Regions from separate parts of the Homo sapiens genome. Here region 1 is linked to region 2. Evidence: chromatin contacts called from ENCODE Hi-C data. All regions are on one chromosome and are shown on one strand. Each heading gives the region's core, a stretch centred on a gene start or an enhancer-like site at or near the end of the contact. The rest is flanking DNA. Distances are from core to core; before and after follow the strand shown.

Region 1 (7,040 bases), core at 1,361-3,860, 2.5 Mb before region 2:
GTATACCAGAGGATAAGAGCTTGGGATTTAAATTCCAACAGGCAGGGTTCAGGTACCACCCTTGCTAGTACTAGCATCACTGCACAACTGCTATCTTCTAAGCTTGAGTCTGCATGTGTGTAAATGGGAATAATGACAATAACATCTCCCTCACAGGTCCACTGTGAGGATTAAATGAGGAAAGGCACGTACTCCTTAGTAGTCATCACATAATCATATATGTAAACATTTAGTCAATGGTGGTTACTATTTATAAACCAGTAAAATCTCTCCCACATGCTCCTTAGCCATTAGCACATTTTTTTAAATGATAAAAGTGATAAGCATCTTGTGAATGAAGACATTTTGGAAAATACAGAGACGTATAAAAAAGAGGCCATAGACTCTTACCTCCACCCAACTCTAATTATCTGCCTATTTCATATAAACAGGGGTATAAAATTTAAAAAGAGAGTAATACATGTATTAATTTTTTGGAGACACTGCCAGTTTTGATGCAAGTTATCTTTTTTTTGTCACAATAAAAATGCCTTTCATTATTGGTCTGGATGTTTTGTACCTTCTCCAGTACTAAAAGAAATGTCTGTTTAAATTTAGAGAAGGAGGGGAAGGGCACTTGAACACTATGGGAGGTTCTACTGTAGAATTCTGGAAGAAGAAAAAGGTGTAAATTATTTCACAATAGAGTAGAAATTACAGGAAGTCCAAACAGAACCAACTGTTACAGTAATGAATAAGGAAAAGGTACCAAGTCTCTTTCTTGGCTGTCATGTAATAACAGACTTGAGTTGCAACAGCTGGGGTGTATGCAAGTTCAGGGGATGATTTTACATGTGCCATTTAATCCAGGTACACTAGACTAGTACCTTTCTCAAAACTCAGAAAATAAATTGCTGTGAAGTATAAAAGGATTCAACCCTGATTACAAATGGGATAACAGGTAATTTTTGCTTAAAAAGAGCCTCTAGGAAACAGGAGGTTTGATCAATTTGTTTCATGTACTTCTACTTCTTCCCTTTAGGGTGCCTCAGAATGACCTAGTTCTCCCTTCTCTGTGTTAACACATGACACATCTTTCTCTGACAGTCAAAATTCGCAGATTATCCAAGTTTTAGAAGCCAAATTATACTTGTCCCTTTGTTGCCTGCGGACCTGGGGCACTGCCTATGAGTGTTTCAAGCGACAACCCAGATGTTTTTAACCTTTAAAAAAAAATTTTTTTTAAATACAAGGTATTTCTCTGTTGCCCAGGCTAGAGTGCAGTGCCATGATTATAGCCCACTGCAGTCTCCAATGCCTGATCTCAGATGATCTTCCTGCCTTCATTCCAAGTAGCTGGCACTACAGGCACACGCCACCAAGCCCTGCCAATTTTTTGTATTTTCAGGAGAGACGGAGTCTCACTATATTTCCCAGCCTGGTCTCGAACTCCTGAACTCAAGCGATCCGCCTGCCTCAGCCTCCTAAAGTGCTGGGATTACAGGCGTGAGCCACTGCGCCCGGCCTAAGATGCATCTTAAGGGGCACTGTTCTATTTCTACCATCTCGAATAGTATTTGGCCAACTCTTTCCAGCTATGTCCTGAATTTAAAGTGGAAAAAGGAGAAGAAGAAAATTATAACAGGTCTCTATTTAAAACCTGACGATTTAATCCTTCGCTGAACTGGGTTACAGAATTTTTCGAAAGTCAAATGGAGCTTCGGGACGGGCCTGCCTATGACCTGCACCTTGGGCCACCTTCCCCAGGGGCACCTGCCAAGGTGCAGGTTAGGGCGACTCAGTCCTTTGTCCCCACTGCAAGGGTTGGGAAGAGAAACGGGGGAAGCCGAGGCCGAAGAGCCGGCCTAACTTCATTTCCACAAATGATTCCCGGTGACCTCAAGTTAGAGTATGAGCCACTGGAGTGCAGGGTACGGGAAAAAGGAGAATTTGGGGCAAGGGGCACTTCAATTTGCCGCCTAAATTCGCATGACCAGGCCTAAATTCGGATGCGTTGCCATTTCCCACAGGGAAAGGCTCCGTGCGGCTACCAGTTCACATTCCTCCAGCTGAGTGCAAGCGGCTCCGCTCTCCCTCGGCGTCCGCGGACACCCGGGCACTGCTCCCCGGAGCCACGCAGCAGCCGGGGCATGGCCGGGGCCAGGCCGAGGGAGCGCCGTGCTGCGCCCGGGAACCCGCCAGGGCCTCCCAGGCCGGGTCCCGCCTCTGCTGCCCCCTGCTGGCTGCCCGCGAGCCGGGGCGCCCCGAACTCTCAGCGCCTTGACCACCGCGGCTCGGGACCGGGGCGCGGTTACCTCTTGGGGACATCAAAGGCTCGGCAGGCGGCGGGGCGCGACGGCTCCCCACACTTGGTTTTCCCATAGCGGATCAGGTCCTGGAAGATCGCGCAGCCCGGGAGCAGGCCGGGCGGCAGGAGCTGCAGCAGTAGGGTCAGCAGGAAGGCGGCGGTCAGCGTGAGCCACACCGCGCGCAGCGGGTTCAGCGCCGAGTGCTCGGCCTCCGCCCAGGGAGCCATGGCCCGCGTGCCCGCCTTCCGCGCTGCTGGCGCCCCCACCGCCCGCTAGCCCGCGGAAGAGCGGCCACTAGCGCGCGGCGCACCGGTCTCAGCCTAGCGGGACGTCGGTGACGCGGCGCGGGGCGGGGACGCGCAGAGCCCCTCCCGGACTCGCCGCTCAGCCGCGGAGGTCCTTGGTCCTGGTCGCGCTGGCGCTGGGTGGTCGCTCGCAGTCCCTAATCTGGGCATGGGGATTCTTAGATGGAGCTCCAGAATATGATTCATCAGAAGCAAAGACGCAAAACAGACGAGACCACGTGTCTGCCACTCTTATCAACATTATCTCCAAAGCAAAAAATGGAAACCTTACATGTTGCATTTTAGTTTATTTAGCTAAATTATGATACACTGACATGTTAGAATATCATGCAGTCATTGAGAATTATTATGACGAGTGTAGAAACAGGGAAAGCTGTTTAGGAAACAATATGTGAAGTGAAAAACAAAACCAACCATAAAAATACATAGCTATGATTGCAAACAACTATATTAATATGAATGTGTGTATATATGGATAAAGAAGGCAGATCACACCCAAAAATGAATAATTATGTTAGGATGCTGGAAATGTGTTGGATATGTGTATAATGTAAACATGTAGACAAGTAATTGCACATAATAATAAAAATCATAGTGGTAAAAACTGTGTTTAAAAAACAGCAGTCGCTTACCAATAGGGTTCCAATCCTTAGAAGCAAAGTTTTTAAATTCCATCAGCTGTTTCCTGTAACATTTATCTCAGGTAGTGACAATGCTATTTATTGACTCACTGATTTTAAACAACACTGATTTTATTTACTATAAGTGAAAATCTAGCTCTTTTAAGTATTTAAAAGTCTTTAAAATGTTAATTCTGAAGTATTGTATGCCTACTGTATGACAGGCATCATTTTGGATACTGAGGACAGAGGGGTTTACAAGATAATTGTCACTGCTTATTTGGAGCTTACATTTTTGAGATTGGGTGGTGGGTGAGAAGTGGAAGAGGGGAGAGGTAGCCAACTCATCACCCTTACCCCAATGAGATACCCGATATGTGTGTTGAATAAACATCAGGGTGGGTAGGTTAGTGGGACTTTGGACTGTTAAATGAGCAAGCTTTTAAAGTTTTCTTCTTTGTGCAAAAGACACCTAAGGCTTTACCCGTCCTTTGACAGCCAGGTGATTAAGGATGGTTAAATTGGCATTCTAGCTAGGACAATGAGGCCTTATTGAGTGATCCTGGATCTCTTTTGCGGGAGTCACCCTTTCACTGTTTCTTTCTTTTCTTTTTTTTTTTTTTGAGATGGAGTCTCGCTTTGTCGCCCAGGCTGGAGTGCAGTGGCCTGATCTCTGCTCACTGCAAGCTCTGCCTCCCAGGTTCACACCATTCTCCTACCTCAGCCTCCCGAATAGCTGGGACTACAGGTGCCCCCCCAACCACGCCTGGCTTTTTTTTTTTTTTTTTTTTTGTATTTTTAGTGGAGATGGGGTTTCACTGTGTTAGCCAGGATGGTCTTGATCTCCTGACCTCGTGATCCATCTGCCTCGGCCTCCCAAAGTGCTGGGATTACAAGCATGAGCCAATGCTCCTGGCACCCCTTCACTGTTTCTTTATTTTTCTTAGGTTAACTCTCTGTAAATGCAGCTGGTCTGTCCATGATCTTTTTCTTTTCAGAGAAGCTACTTGTAAGTGCATTGCAGGGACTCAGTTTCCTGGGTAGGAGTTTCTCTTACAGTTGTCTGACCTGGGGCAAGATTGAAAACAAGATAAGTGTGTGTGTATGTGTGAGTGTGTGTGTAGTGGAAACAGGAAGGGTTGAGGAGGCTGGAGGGGAAAATCATCCCATATATTTTTTAGATTTTTTTTTTTGAGACCGAGTTTCACTCTTGTTGCCCGGGCTGGAGTGCAATGGCACGATCTTGGCTCACCGTGACCTCTGCCTCCTGGGTTCAAGCTATTCTGCCTCAGCCTCCCGAGTAGCTGGGATTACAGGCATGTGACACCACACCAGGCTAATTTTGTATTATTAGTAGAGACGGGGTTTCTCCATGTTGGTCAGGCTGGTCTCAAACTCCCGACCTCAGGTGATCCGCTTGCCTCGGCCTCCCAAAGTGCTGAGATTACAGGCGTGAGCCACCCTGCCTGGCTATTTTTTAGATTTTAATCAGCATGCACAGTTTATATTCAGAGAAGCCCCCTGTAGATGGCAGTGGCTGAACAGAAAGCCGTAAGTTAAACCCTCCTGGGAGTATTTGTAAATGTAAATCCTTACTGGAGTGAGTTAGTTCAAAAGTGGAATACCAGGCTAACATCTGTTAGAAAGATCATTGCTAATAAATATCAGTGAGCATTTTTGTCTTTCTTCATTTAATTAACTGCACTATATGTTCAACAAACTACTGGTATTGCCTGCAGTAAACGGCAAAGCCATTTTTCCAGTTGCTCAGGCCAAAAACCCTAAACTCAACCTTGATTCCTGTCTTTCTCTCATAGCCTAAATGCAATCTGTCAGCAAATCCTGTTGGCTCTACCTTCAAAATATGAATCTAAATTCAATTATCCTTAGAGTCAGTGCTTTAAGTCCCTAGCCATCTCAATAAATCAGAAAAAGAAATAAAACATATAAGGACTGCTAAGTAAGAAATAACGCTGTCATTATTTGATGATTATATGAAACTCCAATAATAGAAACTCCAATGGCATCCACAGATAAGGTATCAGAACTAGTAGGCAGTTTGGGGAGGTTGCTGGAGATAAAAATCTGTTCATAAATATTATTTCTATTTCCCAGCAACAAACAGGAAATTGTACATTTTTATTTCTCATCAACGAACAAAAATTTGTATGTTTCAAAGGTACAATTCACAATGGCATAAAATATATGTCTAGGAATAAATCTAATAAGGATATGTAAGATGTTAGAAATACCAAAACTGTTAGAAATAGATAATCGGTGCCATGAAGAAAAGTCAGCACAGAGACAAAAGATCTCTCAGCAAGGCCATCTTTACTTTCTGCAGAAAGGGTGCTCATTCGCAGATGGAACAATGTCGAGAGCAAACTTGAACAAAGGAAAATGAGACATATTTATCCCTTACGCATTTGGGTTGTCCTTATTGCTGTGTCCTGCATCCATTGGCTGTATTGGGACCTCACCATCTTTTTTTTTTTTTTTTTTTTTTTTTTTTTTTTTTTTTTTGGGACGGAGTTTCACTCTTTTTGCCCAGGCTGGAGTGCAGTGGCACGATCTCGGCTCACCACAACCTCCACCTCCCAGGTTCAAGCAATTCTCCTGCCTCAGCCACCCTAGTAGCTGGGATGACAGGCATGTGCCACCACGTCCAGCTAATTGTGTATTTTTAGTAGAGATGGGGTTCCTCCATGTTGATCAGGCTAGAACCTCACAATCTTAAACTGATACCTGATTTGCTAATAACCTGAAACTTTCCTAAATAGGTAAGTGCAGGGGAGAACAAATAAGTTGCTTATGAAAGGTTTAAGGAAGAAATAACATTTCCAAATAAGGAAGGGGCATAGGCTATGAGCTGGAACCTGCCTGTGAGCATGTCCAACAGTTACATAGGATAGGGCTTAACGGAGAGTTATTAGCAAAAAGCAAGGAGGCTGGAAGAAAGTCTTTAAAAAAAACTATTATGTCTAACACTTATGACTTATTCTTTAACAAGAAGGAAAACTTTGAAGAGGAAATTTTTACTTTCTACAATCCCTCCTCTTTTAGTTTTCCTCTTCAAACTTGCTTAACATGTCTTGGCTTAGTTGTTTTGATTAACTCCTGGACGTATGGTACAACATAATACCTAAGAAGAAGGAGTATACTTATTATAGTTGTTAAAGAGGTAAGAATTCAGGCTATGGATTTTTTCTTTTTCTGTTGATGAAATGCCAAGGTAAAAGGGATAGCCAATTGAACTAGAGCATAAGTACCACTCTAATTATTTGGCAGAGTGTCCAGTAAAGGTCCTCCATAATACCACCATACGTCCGCTCGGGGATGAATAAGGGCAGACTGATGGGTCAGCTCTTGGAAGTGCCTGACTTCACTGCATCCTGTTAAGTCTCCAAGGAATGCCAAAATTTTCCTCTTGTCATTAGAGACTAGAGGTAAAATTGGTTTTGGAAGATGGAGGCTGGATGGCACTCGGGGGCTGACCCACAGGGTGTTGAGCTTCAGGAAATAGCAGAGAAAGAGCTTGGTACAATTTGTTATTCCAGGCAGTGGAATCTTGAAAAAGAGGTACCATGCACTCTATGTCCGCTTGATTTGAGGACCATCCCAGTGGAAAGGGAACAACCTGGGCCTTTGGCCTACTGTACGCAAAAGCCTAACAGTCGCTTTTGTTTGAAGTGCGAACGGAATATTTAATCCATTTTAACCAGGCATTTACATCTTTATACCCTGTTTCAATGGCTGTGGTTTACCTTAGGTCTCCTAGTTCTACTACTGAGACCTTGCTTTTGTCATTTGGCATGAGGCGAGGCATA
Region 2 (7,624 bases), core at 1,277-3,776:
TTTAAACCACAGCAAGGAAAACACCAATTCCAACTGCATTCGGTTTGGGCTTTCCGGCTGTGTTGAATCCTTCTAAAGGAAGATTTCTGCCCCCTAGCCAAATCTCCCAAACTAAACCATGCTAAGATCGACCAACAGCCAGATACAATTGAATTGTCAGACATGTAAAAGTCTAGATGTGACTCCCCAAATTTCTCTGATCCTGCAGCATGAGGAACTTTGAGAAGAAGTGAGTGATTCCACAGCCAAGTAGGTTCCCCTTTCACCCAGAGTCTCAGAGCTTCTCACCTGAATACCTGGAGTGTCTTGAACCTGAAGAGCCAGGGTTTCACCTTCTATCTGAACTTGTCTAGTATAGAGATTACCTATGAAGGCAAATAAAAGAGATTATGTTCTTCCTTCTTGTACAACTTTTAAAACATTGTGAGTTTTAAGCTAGAAAAAAAATGCACAATGCATAAATGCACACAAAACAGCGATAGTTTATTTCTATTTGGTGGGCTTACTTCAGATTTTTTTTAAAAAACAACAGCAATTTTAACCCTATGTTAGATTTATTAAAACCAGGGCAAAGTTTGCAAGTTTTTGAAAACTTATTTATCTAGTTTTAAACAAAGTTTCCATTTTTAGAGTACTCCCTTGATGCAAATTATCTTGCTCAGCCTATGTGAGGTTTCTGTTTTCTTGAGTACTTGATTCATTCTTTGACTGTAACTTTGTATTTTGGCCGTTAGATATAATGGCTTGCTAGACAAATACTGTTAGTAAACACACAGCCAATGTTATCAGTTGGAATAAAAATGTGATATAATTATAATCAACTCTACATCAAATCAGAAGGCTGCCATGTCTTATCTTGGGATAGCTTATACAGCTCATTTCAAATAATCCCCTATAGGTACTCATATGGTCTACAGAGTTAAGCAATTTGCTAACAGAGCATAGGCAGAAAGCTCTTAAGCCTCCCCAGTGGCTATTCTTAATCATAAGGATTGAAAAATGTGTCCTCTCATTTATTCGGGAATTCTCCTCCTAAAATTCTACCATCCAGTTGTTTGTCTTTGTTAAGAAGGAGGAACTTTAGGTTTACAACTGCTCTCCTTTGGCCTTTGCTTTAAAAGGTCACCTCTGAAAGGCAGCCAGCAGAGAAGGAGAGGGGTGGGGGAAGGAGCTAGGGACTCCTTTTTTTTTTTTTTACGACTTTTGCAGGAGTGTTTTGAAGGGAGAGGTTCTTGACTACAAAGGGTGCTTCCAACTGGGGTCACTATAGTTAAAACATACCAAGGGGAATACTTTCAGGCACTTGATAAAATGATGAATGGGCTTGGAATGGAATGAGGCCAGATGGTAGTTATGGGAGGGGGGCGCCATGGAGGGCTGGGGACTGGGGAAAGTTTTAAGTGGCGGGATCCTCAGGCTCGGACTGTCACTGAAAGAACCTCCCTGGGAAGCGCTGGAAAATGGGAACCGCAGTCCTCCTGCAATGGGACAGAATTTTTCTCAAATGCATTGTCTCACCTGCATTTCTTTCATAGTCACCGATGAATCGTTTGGTGAGGAACCGGACCACCAGTGCTGCACGTCAGAAAAAAGAACGTCAAAGTGTTAACCTTGGAAGTTAGATTGTTCTCCACCCCACCCCCTGCCTGGAAAACAGTTCTCCCAAAGAAAGCCATAGATGGCCACCAAGTGAAATTCCTACCCTGTAGCTCCTTGACCCTTCTTTCCAGACAAAAAGGAGGGGGCTAGAAGGCATCGTGAATTATGGCTCTGTGCAGCTGGAAGGCTCACTGGGCCCACCCCCTCCTCTGAGCCCGGCTGAGCCACACCTAAGCCTTCCAGTAGACCCATGTCTTCCTAACCTTCAAGACCTCCCAGGGGGGCTAGCTTCACTAACTCCCCTTTCTGTGCCAGGCATTGCCAGAGGCTCAAACACCCCAAAGTTCTGATGGCGGCGGTGCCGGTGGTCCCCAGAAAGCTGCCTGGCCATTCTTGATCCTTGTTTCCCCCGTCTGTGGAAGCAGGCGGGTGGCGTAGACAACGGCTAAGCCCACTCCCAAGGGGCAGCGGCTCCCTGCGCGGGGACGGAGAGCGGTCGGGCTGCAGCTCCCACCGCTCCCCACGCCTTGTTCAGCCTCAACTCCCGTCAGGGGTCGTCCAAGACCAGACCCAGGGCTAAGCGCGACGACTCACCGGTCTTGCCCACGCCGCTGGCGCCCACCACGGCGATCTTGACCAGGCGGCGGCCGGCGGCGCCCACACAGCAGTCGGAGGCCGCGGCGTTGCCCGGCGCGGGGTACTCGGCGATGGTGCACATGTTCTGAATGAGGCGCATCGCCTCGGCTGCGGCGCACCGCGCGGGAAGGGACTGAGGGACTGGAGAATGCTAGCGCTGCGCGGGAGCGGGCGGGAGGACCCGACTGCGGGGCTCCGCGGTAAGAAATAACAACAATAAATAAGTGCAGGTACGGGCGGGGTGGGGCCGAGCGCCGAGGTTCCGCAGGGCTCAGGCTCCAGACCCAGACTGCACTCGCGCGGCGCGCCGGCTGTTTTCTCCGCGGCCGGCCCCGCCCCCTCTCCCCACAGCCAATCCCGGGGCGCCCTACACGAGGCCCCGCCCCCGGCGCCGCTCCGCGCGCGCGACGCCCCCGGAGGCGCCTGGAGTCAGTGCGGAGCCCCGTGAGGCGCGGGGAGAAGAGGCAGCGGGCGGAGGGGAGCAGCGGGTGGTCCGAGGCGGCGCAGCCCAGGGTGGGCGCCTGGTAGGTCCTGCCGCGCGAGCATGGGGCAGCTGCTGTGGCTGCGGGGCCAGGAAGAGAGCGCAGCCTCCACAGAGCCATTCCGGACCGCTGCCTCCGCCGGCTCCACAGCCCACGCGCGCACTCGCTGCAGCCCCAACCTAGGGCGTCTGCTCTGGGCGGGCCGGGAGCGGTGTTTGCTCCCCGGCTTAGTGCCGCCCGCCCTGATTTGGAGCGATTGCACTGGCTTGGGTACATCCCAGCTCATAGATTCAGCTACAGTTGGCAATCATCCGCAAAGACTCCAGCCTAAGACCTTTAGACCCCCGTAAAATGTGACATTTGAAGCAAAAATATCATCCACGTTTTATCCTAGACCCACGTTCTCTGGCTCTTGTCGACGGCGCAAGCTAACGCAAACACACATGGTCGGACGCATGCACAGCACGCCTAGAAGCGGATCAAGAAGTAATTATAGAACAAGCTTTCCAGCGCCTCACTCAGTCACACCTCCTTCAAGAGCTGTGAAATGGAAAGAAAACAGTTACTCCAGCTGCGACGTCTGAAGGGGCCCCGCACTTCGTCCCTGGTCATAAGACACCGCAAGAGTTTAGTTAAGTGGCTTGATACCAAGGAAGAGGTGGGCCCTGCACTCCTAAAATCCCAAGCTCCGGCCCCTTACAGTCTCATCTGAGAAACACATCTTCAACGGCAGGCCAAATTCCTCCTGCGAGCAACATTCTGTAGCTGCAGCTGATGGCAAGATGTCACCAGCGGCTGATGGCAAAATGTCACCAGAGTCGCGGGTTAACCACCCCATCCGCTATCCAAGGCCCTCTCCCCGCTACCCTTTCAACCTTGTCCCAGAGGCTTTTATGTTGGGGTATGGCAACAAACTCTGTGGCTTTGTGTACCCACCCACATTAAAGGCTAAAATGTGAAATAAACCAGTGCCCTTATCCGCACATGTCAGTCATCTAATTTGACCCCCTCTTCCAGCCAGAACTTAATTGACCAGGTATTTGACAGAATTTTATGATCCTCAGCCAGTTCAGACTCTGAGATGAACCTCTTGTCTACAGAGGTTTAGGTGTTTGCAGGAATGCAAGGAGAAATAGAAAGGTAATCTCAAGGTAGCAAGTTTTCTAGGATGGGCCACGTAATTAGAAAGACACACAACCTTACAATAAACATAATAAAAGGCTGACTTCTAGGGAGATCACTAGAACGAAACAGCCATTTGAGTCAGAAAGAAAAAGCATTTCCAATATGCACCATGTCTTTCTGCATGGTTTAAATCAGACTTGAATGTCACTTCTATAAAATCAAACTTTGCAAGACTGTAATTACAGGTAACCATGTACTTTTAAAATCTTTCCCCTCCAAAAAGCCTGCTATTCTATCATGCTTACATGGTAAAATAATGATGTAGGCTAAAGTACTAGTTTAACATACACACACACACACACACACACACACACACACAGAGACATGACAAAAGCTGTCAAGGGGAATTTTGCTTTGAATCATTTAGTTTCTTGGGCTTGATTTTCATTACCATAAGCCCATACAAAACCCGTGATTTTTCTGTCTGCAACGCAAAGGCTTGATTTGGTGTTCTTATTTTAGATCTAAATGATCTGGCTATGCTTTAAAGAACACAGAAAAGAGAGAAGCAAGAGAAAGATGTAAAAAAGAAAAGAGAGCTATTCAAATTCCAAATACCTAGCATATAGCCCATCTCCACTCCACCTACCTCTCCTTCTGGGACATTCATAGAGTTAAAAAGAGGAAGGAGGCAAGGCAGGAGAAGTGACGATACATAATGAGCGCTTGTTTCATTCTAGGTTGTACACAGGGGTTTTGCATTTAAAAATCTCATTTTACCTTCATAACAGTCCTATGAGGTAGGTATTACCATTACTTCTAGTTGCCGTTATCTATTGCTGCTTAGTAAACCACCCCAAACTTTAGTGGCTCGCAGTTCTGTGTGTTGACTAGGCTTAGCTGGGGAGTGCTTACCTAGGGTCTCTCATGTTGTTGCAGTCAGATGGCAGCTGGGGCTGCTATCATCTGAAGGCTCAACTAGGCTGGACATCCAAGATGGTATCTTCGTTCATATGTCTGTGTGTCAGCTGGAATGGGCAGAACAGCTGGGACTAGCTCAGGCTCTCTCACAACATGGTGACGGGCTTCCCTTTGAGTGAGCATTCTAAGAAACCAAGTAGAAGCTGCTAGTCTCTTAAGACCTACACTTGGAAATTGGCACCGCATCACTTCTGCTCTGTTCTATTGGTCAAGTGTCACAGAGCCCACCCAGATTAAAGATCAAGGGGCAGGAACATCGATCCTATCTTTAAGTGGGAATGGTGTCAAAGAATGTGTGGCCATCTGTAATTCACTACGCTTCCATTTTACAAGTGAGAAAGCAAAGTCTCGGGTTAAAAAACTCTTCCAAAGTTACATATCCTGCAAGGGACAGAGCCTTTTCTTTTTTTTTTTTTTTTTTTTTTTTTTTGTCAAGCTAAAAGAGATGAGGATGGGGAATTGAAACATGAGGAGGGGTTTGGGAAGAAAAGAAAGAAGTATTTTGCCAAGGTTCAATTTTACCTCAGCATCTGGAGTTTCTAGCACTTCCTTTGATCTTAAGAGGTTTAGCCCAGACAATTCAGTCCCTGGAAGCCCTTAGAATGCCAGAATATGAATTCAATAAATATTTATTGGATGTCTGGGCTATGTGTATACCAGACATTATGCTAGGTATTGAGTCTACAGTGGCAAATAAGAAATGCAACCTTTGCCATCCCTGCAGCTACATTTAGCATGAGAGACTGAAGTGAATGAGCAATTTCAATACAGTGTGAGAAAACACTTTGATAGGGAAAATTCAGGAATTACAGAAGCACAAACTAGGACTAAAAACCTGGGTTGTGGCAGTCAAGGAGGGGGTGGTGAAGGAGTTGAGAAGTTTGTGTGTTGTGTACAGTGTGCATGTATGTGTGTGCATGTACATGGGAGTATGGAGCAGGGAGTTAGGAGGGGGCAAGATGGGTTAGTTCGCAAGAGAATAGCACTTGCCAATAGGTGCTCAGTAAATAGTTGTGGATTATAAATGAAAGCATAAGTGAATATAGCAAAGGCCTCACATTGAGAAAATGAATTAAAGGAACGGAGGATAGTTCCTGATGGGTGAACAGAGAGAAAAGCCCTGGTGATTTCTGTGGAGGAGCCCTCATATTGATAAGAAAAGCTCCAGAAGTTGCCTTGGTGCTCCCTTCTTCCATGGGAACATGCCCGCATGGAAGCCAAATGAGCTGCTCCTCTGCCCACATCACCAGGAGTTGCTCCCAAATCAGCCCTCTCTGAACATCCAGGCCTTGAGCAAGAACCAGACTTTATTTTTTCTTGAGACTTTTGTCAACTCTGCTTGTTTAGATCCAGTAAACAGACACTCTTTAGTGGTTTTAAGCAGAAGACGATTTAATACAGGAAATTACCTGCTTTCAATGTCTTTGGAAGGGCTGGAGTAGCAGGCTCTAGGCTGGACCTGCAGAAATGGCTCCCAGAGCAGCACTGCAGAACTGGCCCACGCAGGAAGCTGCTGCCTCTTCCATAATCAGGGGAACACAGTGGCTGCCTCTGTTATTCTCTCTCAAAACTCACAAAGCTAGAGACCAGACATTGGAAAGTTGCTGCACAGAAGCCCAATATCTCAATTGTGCATGGCAGCAGAAAGCAATCAAGCAGCAGAAAGAATCTTTCCTCCTTGCTTCTGCCTTTCAAATCTCTGAGCACATCTAATTAATGAAATTCATTTTATCTATTACTCTAGCTGCAAGGGAGTCTAGGAAATGTCATGTTTACCTTTCTAGTCCTGGCAGTACATGAAGACACACTGGAAACAGATAGACAGGAACTCAGTGTGAATTCACCATTTCTTCCACTCTTCTCTAGCAGCCCAAACAACACAAAGGCCCAGAAAAGGACAGATCATGTCCCAGTAGACATTTAACTTTCAGTTATAAAAGGGTATAATGAGGTTCTTTTTGAATTGATTGCTTTGAGACCATATTCAAGACCACTGTTGTCGTTGCTTTTATGTAGTATGTATTGACACCTATGTTAGGCTGTTCTTACATTACTCTAAAGAAATACCTGAGACTGGGTAATTTATAAAGAAAAAGGTGAAAAAAGAAAAGAAAAGAAAAGAAAAAGGTTTACTTGGCTCATGGTTCCACAGGCTTTACAGGAAACAGTGCTGGCATCTGCTTGGCTTCCAGGGAGATCTCAGGAAGCTTACAATCATGGCAGAAGGTGAGTGGGGAGCAGGCACATCACATGGCAAAAGCAGGAGCCACAGAGAGAGAGAAAGCAGGGGGGGAGGTGCCAGCCAAAGCAAGAGATCACTTATCACCAAGGCAATGGCCCAAACCATTCATAATGGATCTGCCCTATTGATCCAAACACCTCCCACAATACTCCCACCTTCAATACTGGGGAATACGATTCAACATGAGATTTGAGTGAGATATCCAAGCCATATCAACACCTATCTCCACTCTTTTGGACTGTTTTCCTGTAGTCTGGCTACAAAGAACGTCTGTTGACCTCCCTTGCTCAGAATCATTTTCCATTCTTTTAATAAGAGCACTCCCAATTTTCCTTTAGAAACCTCCCCTGCCCCACTTTCATATTGCCCAGGTGGTGGTGGTATGATGATCCCAATCCCTAATTCTGCGGAAGAAGGGGCGTCCACCACAGGGACTCCTTCACGGCTGGGCCAATTAAATCCATCCCTGAGAGTTTTGCTAGGAAAGAGCTGCTTCATTCGCGCTGGTGTCAACTGGCTGGTAGAAAGTGAGCCTGGAGCTCCATCTTGGCTACCTCGT

Evidence for each region. Hi-C counts contacts between places; a loop is a spot of excess contacts on that map. Pooled maps may share reads with other maps.
Region 1: a pooled map shows a loop between it and region 2 (7-fold over the local background). The contact joins the promoter of SRD5A3 here to the promoter of RASL11B in region 2. A Hi-C loop is called at or near these places in 6 of 50 pooled maps.

The regions. Positions count from the first base shown.
Region 1 is chr4:55,341,812-55,348,851 of GRCh38, reverse strand. SRD5A3 (steroid 5 alpha-reductase 3) reads right to left here and starts at 2,610. Exons shown (of 5, transcript NM_024592.5): 1 at 2,295-2,610. The coding sequence starts at 2,515. RefSeq lists silencers at 2,028-2,297, 2,508-2,677 and an enhancer at 2,129-2,889.
Region 2 is chr4:52,857,219-52,864,842 of GRCh38, reverse strand. It overlaps RASL11B (RAS like family 11 member B), which reads right to left and starts at 2,526. Exons shown (of 4, transcript NM_023940.3): 1 at 2,194-2,526; 2 at 1,519-1,575; 3 at 289-365. The coding sequence starts at 2,335. It overlaps LOC124900700 (a long non-coding RNA gene), which reads left to right and starts at 2,638. Exons shown (of 2, transcript XR_007058115.1): 1 at 2,638-2,759; 2 at 3,112-3,694. RefSeq lists silencers at 2,207-2,501, 2,473-2,962.